Linked DNA regions of Mus musculus: region 1 is linked to region 2. A link is a loop called in an ENCODE intact Hi-C map of the cell type or tissue named here. Cell type or tissue: left cerebral cortex. All regions are shown on one strand. Each heading gives the region's core, and the rest is flanking DNA. Links, peaks and the distances in the headings are about the cores only.

The links. Hi-C counts contacts between places; a loop is a spot of excess contacts. Peaks named below come from ENCODE experiments on the same cell type or tissue, not always from the same donor. Only the 100,000 strongest peaks of a DNase experiment are listed, where the experiment ranks them.
Region 1: it touches region 2 in a loop (2.1-fold over the local background); 2 of 42 quality-filtered maps call a loop at or near these places.

The regions. Positions count from the first base shown.
Region 1 is chr14:44,819,862-44,826,118 of GRCm38, reverse strand. No RefSeq gene overlaps it. Among named protein-coding and RNA genes, the nearest start is that of Gm34198, 23 kb to the left of the region's middle. In left cerebral cortex, for the core only: no CTCF peak of the experiment used is centred there; a DNase peak (open chromatin) is centred at 3,379.
Region 2 is chr14:44,892,118-44,898,374 of GRCm38, reverse strand. The region is part of intron 1 of Gm16976 (predicted gene, 16976); the gene reads right to left. Among named protein-coding and RNA genes, the nearest start is that of Ptgdr, 36 kb to the right of the region's middle. In left cerebral cortex, for the core only: no CTCF peak of the experiment used is centred there; no DNase peak of the experiment used is centred there.

The sequences.
Region 1 (6,257 bases), core at 562-5,561, 72 kb after region 2:
TCATCAGTTGCTTTACCACAGAGCATCTAGTGATGTAGAGTCACAGGACACCAGAGGCTCTTCAAAGCAATCATTAGTTACAAAATCATGCTTTTAGTACATATGCTCAGAATCTCTTATATTTGTACATACAAAGTTTGCAAGTTCATAAGCAGTAACAACTCAAAGAAGTGGAAATAAAAACCAAAAGCTAAAAACTCATGAAGAATCCTTAAAAATGTGGTATAGAGCACACAGGGGATTAAGCCATTAGACTAATGGACCTATGTCTTTGAAATTAAAAATTCATGGTAAATAGGAAAGAAAATAATAATATTGGTGGTGGTAATAAATAGATGTTGAGTTCTTTCCCCTCTGGCTAGAGCAGATATCTCATAAAATTCTATGATTCCCCAAGCGATGAAGTGCTCAGAATAACATTTGTCTAGTATTATTTGGACAGATTATTGCATGAGCACTTAAGACCTTGGGATCTCTAAACAATAAGAATATTTTTTGTATAGTAATAAGATGACTGGTGACAGATGTCAAAGGAATGAATTAGAGATAAGAGAGGAAGTATACAAACAGGGTTTTCCTCCAGTCACCCTCTAACTGAGCTGTAAATTGCTGTAGCTGTTTCTGATCCCTATGATCCAAATGGTGACTTGGAGTTCACGAAAGAGAGAGAGGAGAGAGAGAGAGAGAGAGAGAGAGAGAGAGAGAGAGAGAGAGAGAGAGAGAGAGAGAGAGAGAGAGAGAGAGAGAAAGCCTGAGCAAACAACCATTAGCAGCCAGGCCTGGGAACTCGGTCCAGGGAATCTTTGATTCTTGGGAGAAGATTAATGTCAGCTGTTGGGAACATGCCCAGACTTGGTTCTTAGGAAATGAAGAACAGGTCAACCTTACAAACCATGGAGGAACAAGAGAAACCCAGGTGGCAGGGAAGTTTCCTCCAGGAAATCTGGGCATAAAACTGCAGCAGACTACTTAGGTACATAAACCCCTGTGATCAGACACAAGAGAGTGAACAGAGAGACCCAGGACCAAGCATCACTACAGAGAAAGAATGGGAAACCAGCTAGAGCACACCAGTGCCAGTGAGAGGGAAACAAGCAAACAGAAAACCACTCAAGAGCCACAGGCACTTAGAGACCTAAGTGCAGTTTAAGAAGATCTCCTGAAGTAAAATCTCAAGTTTCAAACAAACAGGATTTAGCAGCTGAACCAAAGGAGAAGCAGATCACACTTGAGGCTCCAATGTTTTCATGCTTATCTAGTTGTTAATCCAAATGATCAGTTCCTTCTGGATATTACGGTTGAATATTTCCTGGTATCTTTCCTAATTCCATCGGGGCTAATGAATCCGGTTTTGTTTACCAGAGTTATGTTTTGCAAGCTCTCTCCATTTCTAGGGCTCTAGAACGCTGGCAATGCTCTGTACCTTTTCCTCAGGCCATGCTGTGTGGGGAGCTCAGCTGCACTGAGGGTCAGGAAGGCTGGTGCACCAGGGATTGGTGCCTTAGGTACTTTATTCTCCTGTGGCTTAGGCCTTTCCCCACACTCAGTCAGATACATGACTTTCATTTTCTCCCTGTACCTTTTGTACAATCCTTTATTTTGTAACTTGGATACACACACAAACACAGCACTCAATTATATTTATTTGAAGTGTGTACTTGTGTACATCGTATGTAGGTATATTATTTGCCTATATACACACACACATACACACACATATATACATACATGCATATATATGTATATATTTATGCATATATTCATTATTGTCCTATGACAAAGTATATTATATATTTTACGCATAGCTATCCTTAGGGCCCATGACAGGTCAGTCTGAGACATATGGAAGTATGTTTCAGCTTGCTGCTTTTTTATCATGTCTGATGATATTTTATTAAATGTTGGATGCTCTAGACAAACACTGAGGCTTTGATGAACTCCACCTTCTTCCACTAGGATTGTAGAGTGGGAATGGGTTACCTTGTCTTCAAGCATGGAGCTGCCCTGTGACTGGGCTTCAGGCTGTATGAAGTGACCTCACTTGCGGAAGAGTGGAAACTGAAATCATCCCAGAGCTCTTCTGATTAAGGCCTTGGCCACTTCATGTCCTGCATCTTTCAAGAGAAACAGAGGGTTTTGTTGCCTCTTTTCTATTTTTAATCCATACAGACATGGACATGTGGTAGCAGCCACTCTGTTTTATCCTCTTCCCATTGCTGCTGTTAATAGGGAAAATGATATCAGAAGTAGGTGAGTCTCCTGTGGGAGACACCCTCATTAACAGAAATGACATTCTAGAACATGTAGTGGCTTGTTCTTTTGAGACAACTCTTACACTAGGCTGACTTGCAACTCATTGATGTGTAGCCCAAGGTAGCCTAAGACTTATAACAGTCCTAGCACTTCAGACTGTTAAGTGTGGGCATTACAGATGGTAGCAACCACACCTGACTACACAGCCTTCAGTTTTGGAATCCCAAGCTTACATGGCAAAATCCTTTAAGAGGACTGTAAGTGGAATAGTAGTACAGTCACAAAAAATAATTGAATAATATCCTTTCTATTAAAACAGATGAATATCATATTTTATGATAAGCTACTAAAATGCAAATATTGCATGGCTTCTTTCATACACAGATCTGAATTAATACAAACACCACATACTACACATGCAACACATACTACACATGCACCACATACTACACATGCAATATATACTACACATGCAACACATACTATACATGTACCACATACTACACATGCAACACATACTACACATGCAACACATACTACACATGCACCACATACTACACATGCAACACATACTACACATGCAATACATACTACACATGCAATACATACTACACATGCAACACATAGTACACATGTACCACATACTACACATGCAACACATACTACACATGCAACACATACTACACATACACCACATTATTTTTCATTACACATACCCCCACCCCCAACAACTTAGCTCGCTCTCTCCCTTTTATTCTCTGTTTTAGTCTCCCATGATTTACACTTGAAAGGGAACTTGAAGTAACATCTTGAGTCTCCCAATTCATGTGCTTTGAGGAGAACAGCAGCAGACTGGAGTCATGCTATAAGGAGAATGTTTCCTGTGTAGGGTTTTTTGAGACCTGTTTAGAAGGTGAGAGGCTAGCACAGAAGGAGTTAGTTCACTCCTGATGAAAACAACTCTGATTTGTGCTCTTAGCAACTCTGTTAAGATGGAGACTGAAAACCCAGGAGCCTGGAGCTGTCTGCACCCCTGGAATACAGACCTACAGAAGGATTATACTCCAGAGTTTAAAAGTGGAGCTTGGCAGAGATGCAGATCCAGTAGGTGTGTGGTAGGGCACAGGCATCTGTGTTCCTTCAGGGATCCTGGGAGGCAAGTGCAGGAATTAAAGTCATTTTCTACCATTAACAACCTTCACACTTCCTAAGAAAGGAAACAGGGTTGAGTGGTGACCCAAACCTCTCCATCCCAGTTTGTGGTGCAGCTAGAGCTTGAGACTGTGTTTCAGCCCACTGCCCTGCTATTCCACCTGCACAAATCTGCTAAGAAACAAGAGCATTTCCAGACTTGGAGAAACCATTAAGTACAACCTTGAAGTCAAGTCTGATGCTGTTTAATGAGGGTGTTGTTTCACTCAGAACACTTTTCTATCCTGGAAGCAAGGCTGCAGAGACCTAAAGAGCCCTGGTCAGTACATTATTAATAGAGAAAGGCATTAAGAGCATGGATATGATTCATATTTTACCCCCTGGGAAATAATTTCACTGTTTCAGAAGTCTTGGCTCAGTGATTGCTCCTGTTGCCTAATGACAAAACTAATACCTTCTGGTGTTTTGTAGAATCAACTGTCCTGGGGTGGACATGGCGCAGCCTTCATATGTGAAGACTTTATGGACATTTCATAGTGCTTCCCGGAGCTGAGATGCTGACTTGCCAGAGCTTCCTCTCTCTCTGGAATGTTGCTGAGGGTTGGATGTCTCCTGCAACCTTGGAAACTGCAGCTTTATTTCTGTGATTCTTTATCTTCCCAGACAAAAGTTCCTTCAAGTTAAATGAATGCATGTGCTGCCTAGTGGCACACAAATATCCAGCTGTGAGTCTTCAATGGGGCGATCTCTTCACCATGTTCTTCCCTAAGTCACACCAGCTTAGCTCGAACTTCTCTGCATCCCCTTTGAAGCCAAGCAGGCTGCTCTGAGACTCCAGCTCAATGCCACTCCCTCCAGGATGTTGCTGGGCACAGAAATTTCACAATCCATCTCCATGGTTTTCTCTGACACAAGTTCAGCCCTTCTTGTGTCACTGATGCTGTGTCTGGTGACAGAACATAGGAGGCGCCTCCTTTGAATGGGCTTTTGCTTCTCAACCAATAAGTTGAACAAGTGACTTAAAATTATTTCTTGTTATTATTGGGCTTTGATGGGAAACTCTCTTGGTAGGGCAGAGTTAGGTGGGGCTGAGAGATAATTCAGAGCTAGGCTGACTCCTCTCTCTTTAGGCAGGTGTCTGAGGGAGGGTCAGCCTCCCATCCTGATGAATGAGGATGTACATATGCTCACTATTGCAAAGGAGAGATAATGACAAAAAGCACATGGTCATCTGTGGACTTTGAAACACATCCAAGGTTCTAATAGCAGCTCCCAGTAAATAATGATCTAATAGTTGATCTTTCTCCCGTTAGACTCTTCTAAGCTGTGTTATAAGGATGGAACGTAGCTGTGTGCTGGCTTTGAAAACTCTGCCCTCTGATGTCTAGAAGCAGCCTGGTCAACTGAGAGTACCATTTGCAACATCTGAGATCCAGCACAGGATTAACAAAACGCCAGGGCTTTCACGGCTCTGTCCAGCTGGTGGTAAGGGATACCAGTGCCTGGGAGAAAATGCAGAATTCCTGAGTGTGGCTTGAGAACACTGCCGTTCACCGAAGCTTTTCTAGAGCTGGAGCAGTCTGACCTTCCTTTCCTGCCTTACTGTCCTTTGAAACCTTAAATAACTGGATTGTATTGACGGTGAACATGGCTTCTTCTGTGTCCCATGGCAACTAGAATTACCAGCAATGGCCATTCCTAGAGCTCTGGAAGTCTCCACAGTATGTGCTTCCTGCACTAGGTCAGTTGTCTGGTTATACATAATTCTTGACCATACGGTCATTCTTCTTGCAAGAATCCTACTCTTGATCATAGCACTACTTGGCCATTCACTCCCCATGGGACTACTGGCAGGGACCTTGTACAACTGCACGTGTACCTCCTGCATGGAAGTAAGAGGCAGAGTAGAAATCTTCTTTAGACTTCCCTGAACTCTCCCTCAGGGTCATCCCAAACAGTTTTTTGCTTCCACAGCAAAGGTGAGCTTAATTACCACCCACTGAAATAAAGCAGAGTGTGATAACATTTTGTTTTCAAATCTCAGGGACAAACAATAGCAAAGGTTAACTCCAGACTCCTACCCTATGTCTAGCATGGCTGTCAAGTGGGCGCTGGTGTCAGAATTCCTTAGGGACACAGGCAGGAGCTATGGAGTACTTCGCAATCTGTGCTGGGGTGATGACTGAGAAAGAGAAGAAAAGGCTTAGGGTTGTAGGACCTAAAATCCAGTGTTTTCTTCCAAAGAGATACATATCTGCTCACATTCCATTGCCTAAAGCAAGAAGAGACAGGGAATCGAAGGGAATTCAGAATGTCCGTCCTCTCTGAAGAACTGGCAAGTTATCCCTGGGTAAGCAGGGAATCTTAGTGACTCATTCAGGGCCTAAGTATACTTGCAATGCAGTCAATAAACATGAAGCTTAAATCGCCCCAGAAGAACCAAACACCATTTTGTGCAATTCTTTTTGAGCTACACTCTCAGAAATGGGGATGGAGGGCTCCTTCTCTCTTGCTTTAGGATAAATGGCAAGATAAAAGGAGTAAATGGTCCCTCTCTCCAGGGACCTTATGTAGTTGGTTCTGTTCTCCTGAGGCATGGATAATTTTTAAAAGTTCTTTGGATCTAAAAGCTTCTGAGAGTGTAGATTAAGTATCAGCTCTATAGATAAGTTGAATAAAAGTGTGTCCTTGTTCAAATAGGCCAGTTTTAACAGAAAATAATTCCATCAGATTTTTATTTCATATTGTATGAAGTAACCAACAAATTTAACTGTTTCCCTAAAGAAATGAGCTTAAAACAAACTGAAAACTTGTTTGGCTCAAAATATGACTTAAGATTTTGGGGTACACCT
Region 2 (6,257 bases), core at 685-5,684:
TGCTACATGGAAAATTCTTGGGGTTATTGATGGGGAAGTGGATTTTAATAGCATGGAGGGTAGATATTTGTCCAAACCTAGTGCTGATTAACACAATACAAATATAAAAGTTGTGTGTCTTTTATCTGGGACCTAGATGAACAAAGGCAGGGTAGAAATCCAGATCTGAGATTAAATATTTTCTGCAACATATTAGCAAACTAATATATGGCAAGAACTCACTTTTAACAAAACTGATTTCAGATTCCCAAATGAAACAAGGACAACAACAAAGTGTTGTCCCTTTAATGCCAGAGAGGCAGGAAGAACTGTTTCCTTAGCAAAGTTGGTTTTCCCCAAGACTTGCAAGGTTCCAGCAAGGATTAGCATGCATGCTGGTCTGGCATGCATGATTCCATCAGTGGGGGGTGAGGTGGGGTTATTGTAGGAGTTAAAGCATGACCTAAAACATAGCTACAACCCTGCTCGCCAAATGGCAAAGTTCTTGAGCAACAAAACAGAAGGCTTAAACACTGGCCAGTCCAGGGTCTTTGAGCATATTACTTGGTGCCTGGCTGTGACTGCACTGCCCCTAAAGTGCATCTCTGAGCTAGGAACAGATATAAGCCTAGCTACACAGTTGCAACACAGATTCTGAGCTAAAAAAATCACAGACACAGAAGACAGGAACAGGCAGATCTCTGAGTTCTGGACCATCCTGGTCTACACAATCAAGTCAGGGTAGGATTTTCTTCTGATAGATACAGACACTTTCAAACAACAGTCTGGGAGCCAAAATGACATATTTTTCCTTAGTATTATATAGGTATTTGCTTAATAATAATTAGTAATGTTCGTAGTAACTTAAAAAATAAAATACACACCATTCTTAAATATACATAAAGAGAAAGGTAAATCTGGATACACTTAACAGCATAAAGTATGGTTATTATTTCAAATTAAAAATTTATACGTTTCTGTTGCCAAGAAGCATTTTGTGCTAGGAAAGGTATATTCTGCTGGTCAATGTCAATCTGAGGACCGAAAGATGGGGTTGGGGAGGAGTTGTTTTGCTTTTATCCATCAGAAAAAGCAAAGCTATGCTCAGGAGAGCTGTCATGGGTTAGAGTTTCACACTACTCTGAGCAGTGAGCCTGTATCATTGGGATCTGGGGCTCCCACAGGAGAACTAATGGCAGCTCCTCAGAGCTAATGTGAAATAGGACGTCATGCTGATATGTACAACCAGTCTCTGTAAAGTGGGCTTCCACAGGAGAACTGGTGACCCCTCTGCCTGGCACATGGCAAATTGCCCAAGCCCTGAACTCTCAACAGGTAATTTATGGCTTGGGAATATGTTTATACAGTAAATGAAAGGAAATCTGAATGACATTGAATATAGAGAAGGAGTTAGCCACAGAATATTAACCTCTAATGAAGGGAGAAAGAAATGGGAATTGAGATAAATGTTTTCAGGGTTATATAGATAAATAAATAAATCCAGACCTTTGATCTCAATACTTGGGAGACAAAGGCAGGACAAATGGATTCCTTCTTCAAGGCCAGCCTAATCTACAGAACAGATCCTAGTCAGTCTGGAGTATACAGAGAAACCCTGTTGTCTCCATAAATAATAATTGTTTTAAATTATCAAAATGAAGGTGGTTATAATTTCTATGGTTGTGATGGTATTACAAATCTATTACAAGAGGTCAAAATAGAGCAGACCTAAATTTAAAAAAGGGCTACTATATTGAGTCAACCTATACTTTTGATGACTTTGGGTTGCTGAACCAAGGACATCATATTTGGGGAGAAAGATTTGAAGTTTATGTTAAGGGGAAAGAGGAAAAGGCTTTGGACTCCTTCCAAAGTAATAAGGATCAGATTTGACAAAAGGAGACTAACTGAAGATTTCTACTGCAGACAGGAGAAAATCAAAAAGACCAAATGCACTGGGGGGGGGTGTATATTCCTAAACTCTCCATTGAAACAGCTCTGAACTGACTGGGACATAGATATGTCTCCAGTCAGAACTTCAGCTTACATGGCCACTAAGTCTTGTTGGCTACGAAGCTCTTATGACTTATTATTATATGTCGTCCTTTCACATGACATGAATGGAGATTTATACTGCAGTTTGATTACATGATCAAACTAACTTCTGACAAAAGACAGTTATCTTTCACCTGCTCCAAGAATAAAAACTCATCATCAGTTGATCTGTGCACCCTACACGTTCCCTACAAATGTCTACATAGAACTATTTATTGCCTGTAAAATACATTTTTATATATTACAGAATGGAAGACCAAGAGAGCAGTTCTGACAGGATTCCACCTTGAGGATGTTCAGATGCGGAGACCTGCTGTTCCAGCTCCCTGATCGATCATGCCTCAAACGGATGCTGTTTTCCAGACACTTGCTTCTAGAACAGCTTCAGGAAGGACTGCTAATTCCACAAGACCTCTCAGACTGTTCCAGTCAGGACTTCAGTTAAGCCCTAAATTTTCTCAGCACATAGAGAATGGACAACAAATGATGCCACCTAGCTTTCTTCTGACTGAACCACATTTCCAATTTCTTTCTGGGGCCTCAAACAGGAGTTCTTCACCCCAATTCACCAAGAAGCAATTTAAAAACAGACTGTTATCCCAGTCCCTTAAATTGAGGTGGATGGTTTTGGTCACTTTATAAAGTATACATATGTTGTGATTCTCTGGGATGATTTACAAATAAGTATAGTCTTGGACAGGAAGGAAACGAAACAAGGAGCTTAGACTCAGGGATTTCTCTTTCCTTTTCTCTCTCCTCCTTTCTTTCTCAGATAAAGGAAAGGGGGTTGAGAATAAAAAGGGGGATATAGACATATTATTATAGAAGTAAACAAATAGGGTTAGATTACTGAATCTATTTCTAAACAACAACAACAACAAAAACATTTTATAGCCATGATCATACATTGGTAGATATCTTCATATTTTGATGCAGAACTGAGGTTATATTTCATTACATTGGTCCAGAATTTTGGATTTTGGACAGGTTTCATTGGTATAAATCTTTGTATATTGATAAACATTTAAGATTAATTTGGTAACAAATTATTATTATTATTATTATAGTTACTATTGTTATTATTAATATGAAAGTTGGCTATATTTTATCCAGAAACTGAATGACGAAAGGCAGAGAAGAAATGCCGATTTGAGATGAAATATTTTCTACAACAGAAAAGGTGCACATTGCAGAAAGGCATCCAGTCATTCATGCTGACTGCTGAGGATTCTCAGGACAATCTTCCCAATGCCTAAAGTAGAACCTGGGTTGTGTGTGAGCAGGTAGACACGTGTAAAACTCTGTGTGTCTGACTATAGAGATGCATGCACTGCTGTGAGCAAGTGTGGAGGCCAGAGGTTAATGCTAGGTGTATTCTCTAATCGCTTTGCATTAATACTAAGTTAGTTTCTCTTATTTGAATTCAAAACTCATTGATTTATCTAGTTTAGTCATCCATCTTGTTCAATGTATCCAGTCTCTGCTTCCCAAGTGCCAAAATGGCAGGAAGACTGTCATGTCTACTTTGCATTTATGTAGCTACGAGGGATTTGAACTCTGGTCTTCATGCTTCCACAGCAAATTCTTAACCACTGTTTCATCTCCCTAGCCCTCTTGTAGGCATGTATGTATACATATACATGTATATGTATCTGTATTTATAAATACTTAAGTCTATACACACACAGAGGACTGCCTAGACTGGCCTCAGTGAGAGATGTGTCTAAACCTGCAGAGACTTGAAACCCCAGTAAGTGGGGTGCTCTGAGTATGTGTGACGAATGTGGGTATATGTGTGGGGTATCCTCTTGGAGACAAGAGACAGGGAGAATGGGATGAGGAACTGTGAGAGGGGAGATATGACTGGACTTTAAAAAATAAAAGTAATAAAACATTATTTGTGTGAAATTCTCAAAAAATTATCTTAAAGTATGTACTAGTGCATGTGCACCCATATACATACTTTTAAGATTTTTTGAGAATTTCACACAAAGAATTTTTATTAGTTTTATTTGTTTTACAGTCCAGCCATATCTCCCTTTCCATAGTTCCTCATCCCAGTCTTCCTTCCCCCTGTCTCCAAGAGGATGTCCCCATACACCCCCACAGCCCCCCCACACACACCCAGGCTACCCTACTTGCTAGAGCTTCAAACCTCTCCAGGGCTAGACACACCTTCTTTCACTGGGGCCAGACCAAGGAGTCCTGTGCTGTATGTGTCGGGAGCCTCAGACCAGCTGGTGTATGCTGCCTGGTGGTGGCTCAGTGTCTGAGAGCTCCCAGGGGTTCAGGATAGTTGAAACTGCTGGTTTTCCTATGGGTTCACCCTCCTCCTCAGCTTCTCCACCTTTCTCTAATTTAATCACAAAGGTCTCCTCCTTTAGTCCATTGGTTGGGTGTAAGTATCTGCATCTGTCTCAGTCAGCTGCTTGTTGGGTCTCTCAGAGGACAGTCATGCTAGGCTGGCTGCTGTCTATAACCACACCATAGCATCAGTAATAGTGGCAGGCCTTGGAGCCACCCCTTGAGATGGACCCCAATTTGGGCCCGTCACTGGATCTCCTTTCATTCGGTCTCTTTTCCATTTTTATCCCTGCAGCTCTTTTAGATAGAAACAATTCTGGATCAGAGTTTCTGACTGTGGGATGGCAACCCCATCCCTCTACTTGATGCCCTCTCTTTTTACTAGAGATGGACTCTACCAGTTCCCTTTCACCACAGTTTGGCATTTCATCTAAGTTCTCTCCCTTTAAATCCTGTGAGACTCTCATCTCCCAGGGCTCTGTTACATCCTAGAGGGTCCTCTTATCTGTCACCCCTGAGGTTGCATATTTCCATTTATTCTGCTGATGCTCAAGGGTTTCTCTCTTGTCCTCCCCCAATACCTGATCTTGGTCTCCTTTTCCCCTCCCCTTCTGCTCTCACAGCCAGCTCCCTCCCTCCCTCTGCCTCCCATGACTGCTTTCTTCTCCTTCCCAAGTGGGATTGAAGTATCCTCACTTGGGTCCTTCCACATGTTAACCTTCTTGAGTTCAATAGTGATAAAAACTACAAGGTATTGGTACAGAGATACACAGTTTGTTCAATGGATTAGGATGGCAGACCCAGAACCACACACTTAAGGGCACTCGATCTTTGACAAAGAAGCCAAAAAATATACAATGGAAAAAAGAAAGCATCATCAAAAAATGGTGCTGGTCTAACTGACTGTATGTCAGTCCAGGTGGATTAAGGACCTCAACATAAAACCAGATACACTAAATCTAATTGAAGAGAAAGTGGGAAAGAGACTTGAACTCATTGGTGTGGGGGAGGGGAATTCCCTAAATAGAACTCCAATGGCTCAGGCTCTAAGATCAAGCATTAATAAATGGGACCTTGTGAAACTGAAAGGCTTTTGTAAGGCAAAGGACATAGTCAATAGGACAAATAGGCAACCTACAGATTGGGAAAAAATCCTAGCTAACCTCACATGGGTAATATCCTAAATGTATAAAGAACTCAAGAAGCTAACTCAAAAAAAAACCAAACAACCCAATAAAAATATGGGGCATAGAACTATACAGAGAATTCACAAGAGAGGAATCTTGAATAGCCGAGAAGCACTTAAAGAATTGTTCAAAGTCCTTAGTGGTCAGGGAAATGCAAATCAAAATGACCCTCAGATTCTACCTTACACCAATCAGAATGGCTAAGATCAAAAACTCAGGTGACAGCACATGTTGGCAAGGACATGGAGAAAGAGGAACACTCCTCCATTGCTGGTGGGATTTCAAACTGGTACAACTACTCTGGAAATCAATCTTGAGTAGGATCCTTGCAAGAAGAATGACCATATGGTCAAGAATTATGTATAACTAGACAACTGACCTAGTGCAGGAAGCACATACTGTGGAGGCTTCCAGAGCTCTAGGAATGGCCATTGCTGGTAATTCTAGGTGCCGTGGGACATGGAGGAAGCCATGTTCACTGTCCACACAATTCAGTCTTTATGTCTCCAAAGGACAGTAAAGCAGGAAAAGAGGCTCAGACTGCTCTGGCTCTGGAAAAGCTTCTGTAAATCAGCAGTGTTCCCAATCCACACTCAGGAATTCTGCATTGTCTCCCAAGTTCTGATATCTCTTGCCACCAGCTTAACAGAGGCTTGAAAGCTGTGCCTACTTGTTAATCTTGTGCTGAATCTCAGATGTTGCAAATGGTACTCTCAGTTGATCAGGCTACTT